Regions from separate parts of the Homo sapiens genome. Here region 1 is linked to region 2. A link is a contact called in ENCODE Hi-C data. All regions are on one chromosome and are shown on one strand. Each heading gives the region's core, a stretch centred on a gene start or an enhancer-like site at or near the end of the contact. The rest is flanking DNA. Distances are from core to core; before and after follow the strand shown. Region 1 has its middle 18 kb from the start of PDE3A. Region 2 holds the start of LINC02468 (long intergenic non-protein coding RNA 2468).

Region 1 (4,434 bases), core at 484-2,983, 220 kb before region 2:
GCTGTCGACTAAATGGCTACTGCTAGTATTTATTATACAGGGACTGGCTTCTGTCTCTATTTGAGCAGCCCGGCAACTTTCTGTCTTCTCTGAGTGCTGTTTGTCTGCCGCTTCTGTGTTCTGCCAGAGCCGTCGCCGTTGCAAGGAGCCGGTGTATATTCTACTGCTTTTTGGCTGGGAGAATAAATTCCAGCTTAGGTCCAAGTTGAAAACGAATCCCCTAGTAGGCAAAAACATGGACTCTAGTATACTTCCTGTGCACCCCCTTTGGCCTCAGCAGCCTGGAGTTTTACAGTGGAACCATTTCATGCTTAATAACATGTTCTACACAAGGCACCATGGGAAACACAAAGGCATGGGCCGTACTGTCTGCATTGAGAAATGCAAACTCTTGCATGGGAGACAAGATTTGTATGTTCACGGAAACACGCACGCATGTGCATGCACACACACAAAGGCACACACCTTGAAACTAATGCGACAGTGTACTGAGAAATAATAAATGCATGATACTGGTAGTTTATTGATGAGAAGAAATCAAGGTAAGTTCAATTAGTCAAGAAAGACTTCATAAAAATCTAACTTGAATGGCGCTCCGGAGGCCAGGAAGGACTTGAAAAGTTAGTGTGAAGTCTGGGCTGGCCAAAGGAAAGCTTCTCCAAGTGAGCTGAGCCCCAATATCAATTTAGTTAAAAAACCTGGTCCAACAATTGCTTGTCATAATGTAGGCCACATGTGTATAGACCGAATTCTTCCCGTTTTAATTGCTTATTTTGGCTCTATAAAATCCCAGCCTATATCTTTTTGGCTTTCATTTGGTAATGCATATTTAAACAAGTTTCTAATGTTGCATTTGTTGAAATCCAGCAGAACAGTGGCTTGTATTTTAAACCTGATTGTCCTTGTGTGAAAAACCACTGAAGTTTTTGAAAAGCTATAAGCGTGCTGTTCTCTTGGTTTATTAACTGATCTGTTTGTTAGAAACCTTTATTATAAATCCAGTCATTCTGCAAATATTTCTCTAATGCTTTTAAAATAAATAAAACCCAAACTTTGCCTTTAAGCAGCAATAAAATCAGGAGTGCATCAAAGCAAGAAATTCAAAGTACAGCTCAATGTGGCTGCGAGAGAGCTCCCCTGTTCAAAGACATTGGAAAATGATCCTGGAAAGGTGTAATATTTATATGTGAAGTCTATCTTACCGCAGCTTTAGATCATATTTGAGAAAGAAAAATTTCCAGCCAGTGACTGGAATATGTTCATTGGCTTCATTTGTTACTTGGACTTATTTATAAATATACAAATTTATATATTATGCATTATACTATACTTTAAAAAGTGAGAGTATCTCAAGAGTTTGTGTTATAGTAATATATATCAAACAAATACAAGGTAAACAATTTACTTAAATAGAAGTGTTCTACTTGTGAAGTCTAAAAGAAATACTTTGTACTTCATAATTTTGAAGCAACAGCCTGATCTTATTTGGCCAGATGCCTTTAACAAAACAGCCTGGTGAGAGGGGTGAAGGGTGAACTTGTTACTCACTGAATCTAGAAATGACAAATTATTCATCATACTGAAGGAAATATCACACAAACCCATAATATAAGTTTATTTTACTCATTAAATCCTGATTTCTGCGTCAGCTTCTTCTATTTTTCTTACAGATGCAAAACTGTAAATGAGTCATAGTAGGACGCTTCCCGTGAGAATTATTTTTCTCAGGAAGAATGAAGGAAGTATAGTCTTACGCTTTCCTTCTGAAGTTCACAAAGCTTTTGACTAAGATACTCGTAGTGAATAAGCTATTTTTCATTGTCTCTAATTTAAGACATTTGTTTTTTTAAAACGTATTTTCCAGAAAACGTTCGTTGTATTGCTGCCTGTATCTAATCACACAATATAAAGTTAGAAACAAGGTAAAGCAAATTTAACTATCTTTTCTTTTTCTTCCTTCCACAGTTGCACATTTTATGTATAAAGAGAATTTGTAATGATCTCATTCACCTAATTGGATTTAATTTTAGCAAAGTGAAATATTGTCTTTGGACATGATGAGCACTCAAACACAAAAAGTTTTCTATGTTTTGTAATTGTAAATCCTCATAATCTGTAATATCTTGAAAAGAACTGAGCCAAATAATTGGTCTAAAATTTGAGTTCACAATGTTGAGATGACCAAAGCTGGCAAGTATAATAAGTTGCCTAATACATCTGGCTATCTTTCAAAGACACACAAAAATATATAGTCACAACTTTTTTTAAAATAAAGTAAGTTAACTAATGGACCCACTCTTTAAAAAAAAAATTTTTAAGACGAGTACTTGTATCCGCTTTATATTATAGCCCATGCATACGAATTACATGATTTTTACCAAGATACTCTAAAGATACTACTTAATTATAGAGTGGAGAGCAAATGGCAATGTTTATGTCATAATTACCAAATGAAATGCAATTATAAATTTTGTGAGAAGGATTGAATATTGGCCACTGAACCATATAGCTATACAGTATTAGACTGAGTTCTAACAACAAGACGGTTTGATCAGCGGTCCCATTTATGTGCTCAACAACATGAGCATATCAAGATCAAGGCCTCTACCTTTCTGGATTCTCAGTAAGTAAGCCCACCTATTCACAGCTTTCCTTGATTTAGAAAAAGTGTAAGGTCATTCTTATGTTAATATCATTAAATATATGTACTCAATATTCTTCCCTTACAAAAATAAAATTCTCAATCAGCTGCTGAAATTGAGACCTGTAAGTCTTTCCATAGCTTCTACACATTATTGGCATAAAACTTCACTCGAAACAGTAACATCTTCTTTCATTATTTTTATTTTTTTGTTATTTTTAATTTCAACTTTTATTTTAGAATCAGGGGTTACATGTGTAGGTTTGTTATATGGGTATATTACATGATGCTGAGGTGTGGGGTATGATCAATCCTATTACCCAGGTAGTGAGTATAGTACCCACTAGTTTTTGAACCATTGTCCCCTATCTCCCCACCCCCATAGTAGTCCCTAGTCTCTATTGTTCCCATCTTCATGTCCAGAGTACCTATGTTTAGCTCCCATTTATAAGTGAGAAGGTGCAATACTTGTTTTCCTGTTTCTGTGTTAATTCACTTAGAATAATGGCCTCCACCTGCATCCATGTTGCCACAAAGGACACTATTTCATTCTTTTGTATGGCTGCATAGTATTACATTATTTATATGTACAACATTTACTTCATCCAGTCCGCCATTAACGGACACCTAAATTGATGCCATGTTTTTGCTATTGTGAATAGCACTGACATAAACATACAAGTGCATGTATCTTTTTGGTAGAGTGATTTATTTTCTTTTGAATATATACCCAGTAATGAGATTGTTAGGTTGAATGGTAGTTCTATTTTAAGTGTTTTGATAAATCTCCAAACTGCTTTCCACAGGGACTAAATTTATCTACATTCCCACTAACAGTGTACAAGCTGCTATACACTTACACACTTTTCTCTGAAGGCTCACCAATATCTGTTGTTTTTTGACTTTTTAATAATAACCATTCTGACTTGTGTGACATGATATCTCATTGTGGTTTTGATATGCATTCTTTGATGATAGTGATGTTGAGCATTTTTTTCATATATTTGTTGGATGGTTGGACGTCTTCTTTTGAGAAGTGTCTGTTCATGTCTTTTGCCCACTTTTTAATAGGATTACTTGATTTTCACCTGTTGAATTGGTTAAGCTTCTTATAGATTCTGAATATTAGACTTTTGTCAGATGCATAGTTTATGAAAATTACCTCCCATTCTGTAAGTTGTCTGTTCACTCTGTTGATAGTTTCCTTTGCTGTGTGGAAGTTTTTGGTTTAATTAAAAGTCCCACTTGTCAATTTTTGTTTTTGTTGCATCTGCTTTTGAGGACTTACTCATAAATTGTTTCCTGAGGACAATGCCCAGAATGGTGTTTCCTAGGTTTTCTCCTATGAATCTTATCATTTGAGGTTTTACATTTAAACTTTTAATCGATCTTCAGTTAATTTTTGTATATGGTGAGAGGTAGGGTCCAGTTTCAATCTTCTGCATATGGCTAGCCAGTTATTCCAGCACCATTTATTGAACAGAGAGTCCTTTCCCCATTGCTTATTTTCATTGATTTTGTTGAAGATCAGATGGTTGTAGGTGTGCAGCTTTATTTCTGGGTTCTGTATTCTGTTCCATCAGACTATGTGTCTGTTTTTGTACCAGTGCCATGATGTTTTGATTACTGTAGCCTTATATTACAGTTTAAAGTCATATACTGTGATGTCTCCAGCTTTGTTCTTTTGGCTTAGAATTGCTTGGCTATTTGGGATCTTTTTTTGGTTCCATATGAATTTCAAAATAGTTTTTTCTAATTCTGTGAAAAATGACCTTGGTAGTTTGAAAGGAATA
Region 2 (4,630 bases), core at 672-3,171:
TTCATTTATTAATTTATTCACTCAATCACCTGTATACCAAATATGTATTAAGTATCTGTTATGTGCCAGGAACCTGTTCCAGGTTCAGAGAATACAGTGAATAAACAGACTGAACCCTGCTCTCAATGAACATCTTCATGTTACTTGATATGAGTTCATTCCTTGAAGTAAGAAAAATTCATTATGAATTGCCTGTTTTAAAGACAGGGCATGTGTACTTTGAAAGATTTAGATAGAGATTGGTTTGTGACATATAGTTTCTCTCTTTCCCAAATATATTTAAAATATTTATTGTCTCTCTTTGACAAAAAAATGAAATCATGGCTCTCTGTTGAAGGCCAAGGAAAAGGATCCATAATATATTTACATTTCCATCCTTGAAAAAGAATTCTAATCACAACAGAAGACTTTTTTTAAATAAGCATTTTAAAGAAATTATAATTTCAAATTTGAAATCTGTCAGCCAAACACTTAATTCATCAGTCATCTGCATATTTCAAGACTCAGTAATCTCCAGATGTGTCTCAATTATACCAATAAAATAAGACTAAGTACATGTCAACCCATGTTTTACAACTTGCATAGCTTACTTCTAATGCCTTTGTTCTGCTTACATATTGTGAGGAAGTGTTTATCTTTTTGCATATTTCTGAGTGATAGCATATAAAGACATACAGTATTTAGGATTTTTACAACTTTTTTACTTACTCATGAAACATTATCACTCATAAATGCAAAAGGCATGCATAATGATAAGGAAACCTCTGTGGTTTTCTTTAAATTCAGAAAGAACTTCATTAAAATTCCCACAATTTTATGACTGTTGCAGTCTAGGCCACATAATTTATTTTTATTTTGTGACTTGCTACAAATAAATTCTTGCTTAGTCCCAGACTTCTCTTAGCTTGATAAAATTTAAGAGCCTCTTTTAAATTTGGATACATTTTGACATCTTCAGTGGGTTTTATATGTACTCAAGTTGTTCTTTCCCTACACAGTTTTCTCGTATTATCGAATAAGCTAAGGAAAAACTGATGTTATTACTATGTTTGGTGAATTTTCAAATTTAGTATTAAATGTGTGCTCTTTTGTAAAAATCTGCTTGTAATTCATGTGTTGAAATGTTTCTTCACCCAACATGGCACATGTATACATATGTAACTAACCTGCATGTTACGCACATGTACCCTAAAACTTAAAGTATAATAAAAATAAATAAATAAATAAAAAGAAATGTTTCTTCATCTTTTACTCTAATTTAATCCACCAATTGATCAATCATTAATTCAACATTTATCTAGCCCCTACTGTGTTCGACACACTACTCTGGTTGCAAAAAATATAAGTGAAGAAAATGAACGAAAATTCCTGCCCTCATAGCACTGTAATGCCCTCTCAATAGTAAACATTTTTTTTTAGAAATGCAACCTTCTAACCACAAAATTTAATTGTGCTCCACTGTCTTCAACCTCTCTTAAAGTTTCAATTATTTATAAGCATAGTTTTTCCAAAAAATAGATTTCAAAATCACAATAACATAAAGCACGTTTCACATCTCTCTTGTTTCCTAAATTTTTCCAGGGCTTACTTTCCAGTTAGAAACACCTTGTGTTATAAATGTCTCTTCTTGTATCTAAAATTTTTGGTAAAACAATTGGCACAAACAACAGAATGCTCGATAGTTTTACCATTGAAAATATGAATACGAATAATTTTTAAAATTTAGTAGTATACTTTAAAATTTCATACGTTGAGAAAATGTAGAAATTGTGGCAGAGGTTGATAGTAGTCCTCCAATGGATATTTTCTCCTTTCTTTGTAATTCAACCTTGCCCTTGTTGGGTTCTTTTTCGTTTCTGCCAGCTAGAACATCAATAAGATGCTGGAGTTTAATCAACCACAGCAGACTGTGAGGTGGAAGCCACTTGGTGATTGTGAGCCAGCACCAAGATCGAAGGCATTTGGATCCCTGGTGATCACAGACCCAGCATGTCATCTCTGCAAAGGTGACATTAGATTCTATTTGAAGAAGAAGACATCCATATTGTTTAAGACGTTGTTATTTGGAGTTTTCTGTCAGTAGCAGGCAAACCTAATTCTAACTAACATAGCCTACAACTTACTTTCACAAATTTAACAATCTATGCTACATCCTGTATAATTCTTACCATCTTGATTATTTACTGAAGATGATGAAATGTTCAGTTATGTCACATGCCTATTATTGGCAACAGCATGATTCACCAACTCTTGGAGATTTTCCTGAAAAATAAAAACACTAGTGTTTGTTATGACCTTATTTGTATATAATCACAGATATATAGAAGTAAACCAAATCAATCTTGAACAAAATAGCGAATAACTGGTGATAATAAAAATATCTATATGGAGAGAGACACAGCTAAAAAGGTAAGAGGAAGCCCCACCAATACCAGCTAAGCACGGGGAAGGCAATGCTGGAGTATTTAATTGAGTCATTTCAAGTTGTGTATATGACTTTTACTTGCTTTTATCAAATACAATGTTTATTTCATTTAACCACAGTAAAACGAAAACTGTGACTTGTGTTTCACAGTGAGTATAACTGATTTAATGGAATTGTTGCAGTTCTATCACTTTTCTGAGTTAAAGTTTGCCTCCCCTAACTATTCTGGAAAATAAAAATTCACATATTCTCTGTTCTTTTTTTCCTTCCTCTACTTAATTCTATCTTATGCATGACATTTTACAGAAGGCTCATCTTCATTTTCTAATCAAGATGGCATATATTAAAAATCAGATCCATCATGTGTCATGCAACTATCATACGACACTGATTATTTTTCCAAATTCCAATGATTTACAACTGCCGTTTAATTGCCTGAGAGCATTTTAATCCAGGGTAGTTAACATTACTTGAACTGCTACATCATTTAATTGTAACATTATAGGTTTACAAGCAAAAGCAAGCCTTGAACTAGAGACAGCAAGTCTACGAAAAAAAAAAATCCAAGAGAAACCATCAAGTTTTAAAAGTTGATGTCAGAAATATCTCATTTAGTTCAAATAAACTACTGCGAAATAACACACTTTAAAACATGTAAATAAAGAGCTAAGTACCTAAAAGTAAAAAATAATATCTAGATGAAAGAGATAATTTATGTGTTGGATAGTGAGACTGGGCGTAAAAAGTCTGGTTCCCAAACATTTATGAAATATTTACACCATTCCTCAGGAAATAGCTAGAATATAAACAAAGTACCCTTCCTAGAAGAGCTTCAAAAATCATTTTTATAGTGGCAATTAATTTAATTCCTGAAACTCTGAGGAAATTACAAATCTATTGTGAATGTTTATGGTACTTGATAAATCAAGACCAGAAATGTTATCATCATTAACAATCATCAATAATTACAAAACTATTCAAGAGAGTCACATAAGAAAAAAATACTTTTAGCTGAGATGCAACTGAGCAAAAGTATGTTTCAAATTGTTTTTTAGCATGATACACAGAAGTCCAAGTTACATTTTAAAATTTTTGATTCTACTACACACAATTTTAATAGATTTTAATACATTACTAAACCAGAATAGCAAATGCTATACCCTGGTATCACACCAGCTAAAAAAAAATATGATCAGAAATTCACTTATTTCATAAATATAAAAGTGTGAAAATTTATGGACTTTCTTTTTTTATAATTTTAAGTAAGTTTTAAAAATGTTAGCATCTCTGTGTTCCCCACTGCAGCACAGAGAAGCACTATGGTATTGCGATTAAGAGTGGTTAATCAAACTGTCCTGGGTTCAAATCCAGGTTCTGTGCCATCTGTGTAATCTTGAATAAATTACTCATCTCCACTTGCCTCAGTTGTAAAAATAAGAATAACATTTATCTCATAAGATCATGTAAGGAATAGCTTGCAAAGCTCAGAGCTTCAAGTAAGAAGTGGGCATAAAAATCCAATTCTGGCCTCATTTACTCTCATTTATTTACTCTTTTTTAGGTCTTTGAGCAGGAGCCCAAGGAAGGAAAAATAAGGACACACATTTTTGGCTGGATTAGTAACATCTTTCCTTTGTCTTCATCCACCAGTGTTCTTGGTACACTGAAATGTAACAAGAAATTTGAAAAATCTTATTTTCCATGTCAGAAGCTATTACATCATTCCATTTGCAATAACATACTTTAATCTTCTCCAGGTTTCATAAATTCTTGGGACAACTATAATAAATGTTATTTGCTTGGAAAGCTAAAGAAGAATGCATAGTTAAATTTTTCAAAGTATGACCCCCATTACACTAATACTGAAGGAGAAGCTAAGTGGTTGAATTGGAAGGATAGGCGATAATATTGCTATGCTTCTGAAAGAGTACCCATTCAGGAAATATTAGGAAATCTTAGTATTTGGATCCAAAGCCCTTGCCAAGAGACCTTGGCAGATGCAGCGAAGCAGTCCTTTATTAGATGTGTCAGTCTCAGCTGCACACATATCTTTGTAGTTAAGATATAAATGCTCCTCCTCTAGTCACAATGGAGATAAGTGCTGAAAAACCTCTAGAGACAGGCTATTTAACAACTAGTGAGATTCCTTGGACTACCCATGTAGAATCTCCTTCGTTTCATTGAGGTTTCCTCCCAATATACTCA

The links. A loop is a pair of places that touch in the nucleus more often than their neighbours do. Pooled maps may share reads with other maps.
Region 1: a loop to region 2 is called in a pooled map, with 2.2 times the contacts of the local background. The contact joins the enhancer-like site here to the promoter of LINC02468 in region 2. A Hi-C loop is called at or near these places in 5 of 168 maps with a recorded cell type or tissue (A673, ascending aorta, chondrocyte and 2 more) and 6 of 50 pooled maps.

The regions. Positions count from the first base shown.
Region 1 is chr12:20,347,895-20,352,328 of GRCh38, reverse strand. No RefSeq gene overlaps it. Among named protein-coding and RNA genes, the nearest start is that of PDE3A, 18 kb to the left of the region's middle. Within about 2 kb of position 1,733, at least 2 of the 41 ENCODE cell types and tissues checked have a DNase peak (open chromatin) inside an H3K27ac peak, as active enhancers do.
Region 2 is chr12:20,125,192-20,129,821 of GRCh38, reverse strand. It overlaps LINC02468 (long intergenic non-protein coding RNA 2468), which reads left to right and starts at 1,921. Exons shown (of 4, transcript NR_146523.1): 1 at 1,921-2,006; 2 at 3,987-4,083.